Regions from separate parts of the Mus musculus genome. Here region 1 is linked to region 2. A link is a contact called in ENCODE Hi-C or POLR2A ChIA-PET data. All regions are on one chromosome and are shown on one strand. Each heading gives the region's core, a stretch centred on a gene start or an enhancer-like site at or near the end of the contact. The rest is flanking DNA. Distances are from core to core; before and after follow the strand shown.

Region 1 (4,314 bases), core at 1,587-4,086, 54 kb before region 2:
CAGACTGAACAGGTCGCTCTTATGTATTTAGGAACCCACACAGTATACAGGAGGGCATAGAAGGAGGAAAGGGAAGTGGAAAATGATGTAATTATGTTATAGTTTCAAAAAGAAAGAGAAATAAATTTTAAACATTCACACAGAGGGATGGAGAGGCTCAGTTGGAAAGCACCTGCTACTTTTCCAGAATTTGGTTTTCAGCATTCATGTGGGAAGTTCCACTTGTCACCTTAGCTCCAAAGGATCCCACATCCCTTTCTGGCCTCCAGAAGCACCTGTGCTGACATGTGCACATACCAGAATGAAGAGTGAGTTCTGGCTGGAACCTGTCCGCTGGGCCTCTGACCTTGACATCAAGCCCCACCTCTGTGTGTTGGAGGCCCATTGTTCTCTGTCCTCAAAGCAGCCCACATGCTGCTGTGACTGCCACATAGAGATGAGAGCTGTTGCTGGGCCTGCATGACCTGGGCTGCTGCTGGTGGTAGCAAGACCACTAGCTTGCTTGGGGGTAGGGGAGGTGCCTTATCCCTCCTCCCCCTCCCCTGTACCAAGACTGTGAGTCTGTCTTCTTGGATTCTCTGCAGCCTAGGATGTGCAAGGTCATCTCAGCTATGGTGGGTGTTACCCTTGCTTATGTTGGGTTTTGATTTTGGTAAAATGTATACAAAACATACAATCAGTCATTTCTAAGGACACAACTTAAGATGTCGAGCACGTTCACGCCATGGAGCAGCTGTCAACCCATATGTCTCTAGATGCTTTCTGCAATATAAAATTAAAACTCTGGCTCGGTTGAGCAGTAGCTGCCCTCTCTTCATGTTTGCTGTGAAAGCAGGTGAAATCTGGGTGTGGCTTACCTGCTAACTAGGAAGGCCAAAGATGGAAGCAAACAGCAGTCTGTCATAGTTAGCGTTTCTATGGCTGTGATAAAACACCACAACCAAAAAGAGGGATGGGTTTATGTTTAAATGCTTAGGTCACACTCCATCACTGAAGAAAGTCAAGCAGGAACTGAAGCAGAGAACTTGGAGGGGTGCTGCTTACTGGCTTGCTCCTCATGGCTTGCTTAGCCTGCTTTCTTTTTTGTTTGTTTTTGTTTTTTTGGGTTTTTTTTCGAGACAGGGTTTCTCTGTGTAGCTCTGGCTGTCCTGGAACTCACTCTGTAGACCAGGCTGTCCTCAAACTCAGAAATTCACCTGCCTCTGCCTTCCAAGTGCTGGGATTAAAGGCGTGTGCCACCACTGCCCAGCCCTCAGCCTGCTTTCTTATAGAAAGAACCCAGGACCACCAGCCCAGGGATGGCCCTGCCCACAATGGGCTGGACCCTTCCCCATCAATCATTACTCAAGACTCTACCCCACAAAATTGCCTACAGGCTGATCTTCTTATGAAGACATTTTCTTTTTTTCCCCCGGATGTGCTAAGTTTGTATCATGTTGACAAAATCTAACCAGCACAGTGCTAAAGCCGGAAGCTGGGCACACAAGAACCTTTGCTATTACAAGGAAATTGAGCAGGTGACCTAGGCCAACCCATAGAGATAGCTTTGGCTTCCTAGAATGCTTCTGGTACTTTCTCCTAGGACTCAGATGGGCACCACAGGAGCCTTTATAATTCTCCACAGAAACATAAAACTGAGCTTATAGCTAGGACCAGAAGACATCAAACAAACAAACAAATAAAAAAATAAAGTGTGCTGACACCAGCACAGCAGAGGTCATTCCTCAAGGTGACACTTTCTAAAGTAGATGCTGAGTAAGGGCCCAGATTTGGGGACATTGCCCACAGGCAGGGCCCACGAAGGCACAAACTGTGTTTCCTCACTCCAGCTTGTTGCTGGCAGCTGGGGGTTCCTAAGGCCACCTCAAAGGCTTCCAAGACACAGCCCTCCTTTCAGGGGAGGAAACAGCACCTTCCTGCAGCTGCCTACCCCAAACAACAAAGACCCAACAATGGCCTGAACTTACAGGTCTTGCTCTGGGGCAGCAGCCTTGGTCCTCAGCTTCTGTCCCTCATCTGCCTACCCAAATCAGTGTTGGAGGCTGAAGCATATTCTTCTGTCTCCCAGGGGCAGCCAGGGTGACTCTCCAAGGGCCAGCTAACCTCTAAGGCACGGAGAGCTCTCAGGGTCAGAGCTCAGCCCCACCCACTCCTGACAGGCCAGTGAAGGGTCACAAGGACTTCATGGGACACCCACACCTACATGGTCCCTCAGTGGACAGTGCTGCTAGTTGCCTGAGTCCCAGCCCATGAATTTGGTAGAGAAGCATGCTTTGTGGCAGTTTCCATGCCTGGGGGCTGGGCCGAGCTGATGGAGACAGGGCCTTCTGGCTGGAACCTGGGAACAGGAGAGTCTGCCCCTGGGGTGGGGGGAGACCCCGGGGAGTTTTCACCTGTCAGGGTTGAATTTGAAACTTTAGGAAGGCACTTGCCAATGCTCAGACATGGCCCACAAGGAATAAACAGGCCCCCTGTGCAGCTAGTAGGCAGTGCCAGACACCTTTTGCCCAAGTTCTTTGCCTCTAGTAGTTTTTGGGTCCAAGGGTAGGATGCCGGGAACCTGGTTTTCCAGTCTGTCAGAGAGCAAGAACCAGGAAGAAAGACGTGTGTCTCTTCCCATTGGTTGGGAAAATCAGTTTGTAGCAGGGTAAGCTTGCAGTCTGCCCTGAGGCTCAGGCCACTTCCAAGATCCCTTCTCTATCTGAGTTCCTGCGGCTCGGGAACAATGACGGGAGGCCCTCAGTTCTCTAGGGAGGTTTTGCCAGGAATCCTGTGTCCAGGAAACACAGATCCATGCCAGAAGTAAAGCGGGGAGCAGCCTGGACTGCTCTACTGGGGCTGCCTGTGACCTTACGGAACAGAAGCTGGCAGCCTGCGGAGCTGACTGCCTGGCTAAGTCCTGTGCCTCCCTTACCCCAGGGAACCACTGCCTGGAGGTGCTTTCCTCGGCCCTCAGGATAGTGAGCAGGGTTCCTGGAACTAGCCCAGGGAGAACCATCCATCCAGGGCCTGGGGCTGTGGGTGGAGGGCCCTGTTGGTCCCCAGGAGAGATACTCAGCCTTCCAGAAAATCCCAGTCATCAAGGTTTGGTGAAACCCTGACCTCAAAAGGAAAGATTGAATTCAGGCTCTGGCAGGAGGGAGGAAGTATTCCCAATTTGGGCTTGCCAGTCAGAATCAACTACACAGATCAATCCACTCACAGGAAAAGCATGTGTGTGGGACCAGCTGGGCTGTGCAGATAGAGTCCTGTCTCCCTCCAAGCTTTGATCCCAGGCTGTGAGGTGAGACAGTCTCTGAGTCTCTGGGTCTCTGCGTCTTTCCTCCTAAGGTTCCTATATAGAGGGGATAGGAGGCTGGGTCCCTGCCCAACAGAGTGCCCTGTCTGGTGTCCCAGTGTCCACATGGGCTGTCAGGCAAGAGAGCCTCTAAGTGGATAACCAGGAGCCTTTTCCTTACGACGCTGCTGGTTCCTCTGTCCCCTGGTGGATGCTGCTCTGTGGTCAGTGTCGGAGAGGCTAGACTAGTAAGGCCTGGCCAAGGGACATTATCATCTACAGGTTTTAAGACTGAGGCAGAAAGCCGGGCGTGGTGGCGTACGCCTCTAATCCCAGCACTCCGGAGGCAGAGGCAAGCAGATTTCTGAGTTCGAGGCCAGCCTGGTCTCCAAAGTGAGTTCCAGGACAGCCAGGGCTACACAGAGAAACCCTGTCTCAAAAAACCTAAAAACCAAACCAAAACAAAAAGAGACTGAGGCAGAAAAAGAACTGGACCAGGAGGAAGGGCCAGGGAAAAATATCCATGCAAAACATGGGTCACCTCTGAAGGAGAGGTGGGCTAAGGAGTCCCAGAAACAGGGGACTCCAGACCTGTGGAGACCAAAGAAGCTGGCCCCGAAGTGCCTGTACTTCAAGGAGAACCTCCATGTGGGCAGCTGTGACAGGTGTCTGGCTTTCCTAGCTGCCTCTCACCCTTAAATAGGCACCCATGCAAACACAAGGGACAGAGTGAGACAGGCAAAGTCCGAATGGGACAGAGCCAGCAACTGAATGAGTCGCTCAGTAATACACTACTGCCAGGTGAGAGCTAAGGCAGGAATGGGGACAGGCTAGAGATGGCACCCACAAAGGCCTCAAGTTCCTGGAAGGCCAGGGGCCTTGGGGGACTGTGCCAAACTGGCAGGGTAGGAGGGTTCAGGCTCCCTTGTGGGGTTGCTGTCCCCATTGCTTAATTATCAAGTGGTCAGCAGCAGGCGGGGTCGGTGACCTCCCATGCTAGTCTGGTGTGGCCTGATCCCCCAACCAAGGCATGTGAT
Region 2 (4,932 bases), core at 1,261-3,760:
GGGTCAGGCCCAGGAGGCTGGGGAAGGGGGTTGGCCATGGATAAGAACAGCTTAGGTGAAGAACCATGGAAGGTGCAGGATGATAGGTGTGGTTGCAGAGACGGCTCAGAGAGAGGACCGGCTGTGATGGTTAATGCCACAGAGTCAGTGTGGGCTGGAGGGGAGGGGTGGGCAGAATGACAGGTGAGGAGGCGACTGACCAGCCAGGCTCCATTCTATGCGCAAAGAATGTGGAGCAGATTAGAGCGCTGCCCACCGGAAGTGGAAGTGGAGCCTTATGCTGATCGGAAGCACAGCCGAGATCCTGCTACACCTCTGATGGTTATGGCTTAGGCTGTGAGCCTGTCTCACCAAGTCTGCAGCCAGCTCTGGGCTCTATGCCCTTGTGACCTCAAAGGCGGCCTGAATAGCAGCTCCAGACTGAGCAGCTCCGGGAAGCCCTGCACCACAAACGCAGCCCCTCCATGGGCACCCAGTGGACCTCTGGAGAGCCGTGGGGTCTACAGAGATGCTCAGCTAGAGCTGTAGGCAGAAGAGCACTTTGAGAAGGGTTGGGGATGAGGTCAGCAGAGTCCTTTTGGGGTAATTCTTGCCCTAGCCACATGTCTGCCTGGGCCAGGGATCCCCAAGATTTTCCTCCTGAATATGTGGCCACTGGATTGTTCCTGGGGCAGAAGTTTCTAGACCCTATTGCATTGCATTGTATTTTTGAGATGGTCTTGTTGCATCGCTCAGGTTATCCCTGAAACTCACAATCCTTTTGCCCCAGTCTCTCATGTGCTGAGAAGACTCTGTGTGTGTGTGTGTGCGTGTGTGTGTGCGTGTGCATGTGTGTGTGCGTGCGTGTGTGTGTGTGTGTGTGTGTGTGTGTGCGCGCGCGCGGGCGCCACAGGTCAGACAAAGCTTAGTCATGGTCAGGAGGAGGAGATGATGAAGCCAATACATCAGGGGCTTGTTGTTTCCAATGAAATACCTTTTTAGAGTCTGAGAGTAGACGTCCCCAAGGGAAGCCACACTGGATAGCCAGGAGCCAGCCAGGAAGCAGAGAGAGCAAGGGAAAGGTGGGAGGGGGTCTCGTGTGGTTTCTCAGTGAGGGAACTGGCCAGGGCAGTCAAGAAAGCAGCTGAGGACAGGCTGATGTGGAAGTGAGAACCGTCCTGGGTTGTGAGAGTTTAAGGGATGGTGGCCTGGGCGACTTGGGTGCTATAGACTGCGGTTGAGTAGTATTTGAACTACACCCTGTAAGGAAACGCTTAAATGCCTCTAGGGATTGACTTAACCTGAATCTGACAGTCTCTCCAGGGGCAGCAGGGACCAGGCCAGGAATTTTAAGATAAAGAAGTTATAAGATGTAACCCTTTCTCTCCAGGACTGGGAGACTATAGTGATTGGAGGGAAGATAAGATTGACACAGCCCGTAATGGGCGTGGCCAGCGGTGGGGATCAGGCTTTCACTGGAAGAAGCATTCTTTATCTCTTGTGCGGGTATCTGGCCTGGTGCTCAGGTGGCCCTTGCGCCAGTGTGACCCATTCTCACCCTCAAAATGTCCTCAGAGAATCTTGAATGGGGAGAAATGAGTCTCAGGACTAACCCACTAAGAGCTTCGCGCGCCCAAGCTAAAGACCATCTGCAAGAGTGATGGAGAGCGATCCCCCGTTCTTATCAGCATTTCCAGAACAGCATGTTGGATGCTAGGGGGTCTCTCTAGTTCCCCTGGCCTCCCTCTGAAAGATGGCCCTGCCACCAGCCCCCCACTTCTCTGTCTCCAGGGCCTAGAAACCAGATATGGTTGGATTCAGGAGGGGGTGCAGGGTTGGATTACCCCAGCTGGTGGGGATGCCAGGCACACACCAGCAGCCGGTACACAGCTTCCCCAGGGACAGATTAGAGGATCTCCCTCAAGTTCCTCTCTCGGGAGTGCCAGCCATGTTTTGACTTCCACACAGGTCTATGAGGAACACCCCAAGGCATCTGCCGGATGTGCTGTCAGAGGGTTTCTGGAAGACAGATGGCCAAACGGAAGTTTGGGACGGAGGTGCAATGGCGTGGGTGCGGATCCGCACGACGCCCACTTCAGCTGAGAAGAATTCCTGGTCCTCTCCGAAGCTCCATTTCCTCCCCCTTGTGAAGTAGAAAGGACAGCAGGCGTTCTCTTTAGAGAGCTGTGGAGATTGGGGGCTGGGGCTGGGCAGGAGGCTCGAGTAAACACCAGCTGCCTTGGGTTGGGTGCTGCAGCACCAGAGGCTCGGAGGAGCAGAGGAGCCTGGAGGGAGATGAGGGCTCTGCAGCATTGCCTGCACTAGTCAGGAACAGGGTACATATCAGAAAGGACACTGGGAATCAGCCTGGTCCTAGCTTTACTGGAAGGGCTGAGCCCAGCACAGCCAAAGAAACAGCCAGATTGCAGGATCCAGTAGGCCTTGCGGACATGGGCCCCCAACTGGGAAATTTCAGTGGAGGAAGCCAAATGAGCTAGAGAAATCCCCTGGGGTCACACATGACTCTATATTCAGAAAGAGGCTTCTGAATGCAACACACCCTCCTCCCATCTTGCCCCAGGCCCCTTTGTGCAGGCCCTCTTGCAGAAGAAGCGACCACAGAGAGAATGGTTTGGGAAGCCAAGGGTGTCTAGCCTCTGGCCCAGGAAGCTGCTGTGGGGGCCAAGCTGACAGACTGCCCCACGGAATGCCCTTAAGCTGACAGACTGCCCTTTTGCTTACCTGGACTCTAGCCTTGGCTTTTTACCCCTGACAAAACGTGGCTGGTCTGGTCTTACACTGCAGTCCTCTATGGACATGCTGGCTTAAATTGATTCCTCCCCCCCCCCCCCAAAGCCATTGTGCAGAGAACGGCTTTCAAATAAAGAGTCTGGTATAACCCAGTTTTCTGGGGCCATAACCCAGGGCTCTTACATGGCTGGCTGGCCTGGGTCCCTCTTCTGTCTGTTGTTGGGAGCTCTGTGAGCCCATTCACTACCTGCCCATCTGTGGGGCCACCCTCACTGGCCTTAATAGCATTTGCACTTTAAGGAGAGCTCTTCCATACAGAGAGGAGGAAGAGACAATAGAGACTCTGTTGGCTGGCAGAAACTACCAACTGCATGTTTCTTATGTTTAATTTGATGGGACGTTGGACACACACAGTTGGTGCTGTCCCGGCAGCAGACAGGCCCAAGATAACCCTTGTTAGAGCCCAGCTGGTGCCTGCAGCTCATCAGGGAGAGCTGAGCCCTGGTATAATGTCCAGTGGCCAGGGTCCCTTTGCCCACTAGGACCCACAGACAGAATGCATATCTATCTTCAGGGCCACCATCAACCTACATGTAGCTCAAGCTACATCAGACCCAGGAAAGCCAAAGCCCACACTGCACATCCCAAATTGGTCCCTAGGGAGCAAAGCCAAGGGACAGAAGGAATGAAACGGTTTTCCATCAGCGTCATCCTGGGAGCTCAGGAGCCTCCACCTACATAGTCAGTGGAAATGCTAACTCTTGCCTATGGCTGGACACATCCCGACCACGGAGCCACAAGAGGGGAAATTTCCAGAGGAAGGACTCCGTGAGGACACATCTTCAGGTGAAGGAGAGCTACCTCAGGCGACCCAGCCCTAAGCCAGCTTGACCTTGGACGTCCGGCCTCAGAATACATGAGACAGTGAACCTGGTTGGAGCCCGCAGTTTATGCTGTTTTATTCTATCACCTCAGGACATTTGCACCTCTCCCAGGTGCTAGATTCTGAATCATTCTTTCCCTTGGAGTGAGATATTTCCCTCCTCTGTTGATAGAGTCAGGGTGATGGACTGGAATGGGCTCTATAGACTGCATTGCAAAGGCCTCTGAAGCCCCATGGGGGTGAGTTCCTTCATGGGTGGGTAGACTGGGATCACCGGCCTGCCCACCACACCTGGCTTTGTGGCCATTTGTTCTGCAGCCCCAGGAAGCTCATCTGCCATCTCTATAAAGTGGTGGCGAGTACCTAGACCCTGCTTCTTGCCAATGCTGCCACATCTGTCACCTTGCTTTCTGTGGAATTCACAATGATTTCTGCCTGATGTGTCCTGCCCCAGGGTGCTCTGCAAGTTTCTGGCTGTCAGGGATGCCAAACTATAGCACATAACATGGCTCAAATTGGTGGCTTTGTATGTGAGACAGCCATCACCGGTCCCCTGAGGCACCCGGTGTTCAAGTCATCTGTTTGTCCCCTCGGGATGCAGAGTCAGAACTACCCCATCTCGAGCCTGGCATGCCACTGGACCTCAGCTGGAGTGAGTTGCAGAACGCATCAAAGAACGTCTGTCAGACCACACTGGAACTTCTTGGAAACCTAGACTGACTTCTCAGGAATTTGCATTTTGTTTCAATTTAGATTTTAATGAGCCAGACTTCCTCAGGTGGGTTCCCCCAGGAAACCCCAGTGGTCACACTGGAGGAGATGCAGCTGCCGATGGGATTTTCCCAGCATGCTCTGCCTGGCTGGGCCGAAAGACAGACAGATAGTGCTATGACTAGAGATAAGGGGATACCCAACACTGGGCTTCCTCTCAAGGCCTCTCTGGAGGCAGAGAATTACTTTCAGCAACCGGGGATGGCTTCATCACCAATCTGAATTCTAGCACATTCCGTAGCTCTAGCACAGATAAAGCAGCCATTAATTCTAGCTGACATCATTTCCAGCTTCAGATGGGATCAATGGGCTCAGCCCTGGGAAAGGAAGAGACAGACAGTATTTGAGAGTGGTAGTGCTAAGTCCTTGAAAAGGGCCTTGCGTGGACAAAGGGGCTGACTGGAGCTTCGTTTCTGCCTCCCTTGCCCACACCACCCATCTGGTCTCTGGGTCATCCCTTCTTGGTAAACTTCTGCTGTCTGGATGAGCCAACGAGGCAGAGGAGAGGCCAGTGCTCGTCCCAGTATGGCTCTGACTTTGGGGTCAAA

What was found. A loop is a pair of places that touch in the nucleus more often than their neighbours do. ChIA-PET counts read pairs that join two places held with the same protein, here RNA polymerase II (POLR2A).
Region 1: POLR2A ChIA-PET joins it to region 2 with 10 read pairs in Patski. The contact joins two enhancer-like sites. A Hi-C loop is called at or near these places in 1 of 37 maps with a recorded cell type or tissue (CH12.LX). POLR2A ChIA-PET finds 5 or more read pairs at or near these places in 1 of 5 experiments (Patski).

What each region holds. Positions count from the first base shown.
Region 1 is chr17:31,930,198-31,934,511 of GRCm38, reverse strand. No RefSeq gene overlaps it. Among named protein-coding and RNA genes, the nearest start is that of Gm30571, 20 kb to the right of the region's middle. Within about 2 kb of position 2,836, at least 1 of the 3 ENCODE cell types and tissues checked has a DNase peak (open chromatin) inside an H3K27ac peak, as active enhancers do.
Region 2 is chr17:31,875,024-31,879,955 of GRCm38, reverse strand. No RefSeq gene overlaps it. Among named protein-coding and RNA genes, the nearest start is that of Gm30509, 6.4 kb to the right of the region's middle. Within about 2 kb of position 2,510, at least 2 of the 3 ENCODE cell types and tissues checked have a DNase peak (open chromatin) inside an H3K27ac peak, as active enhancers do.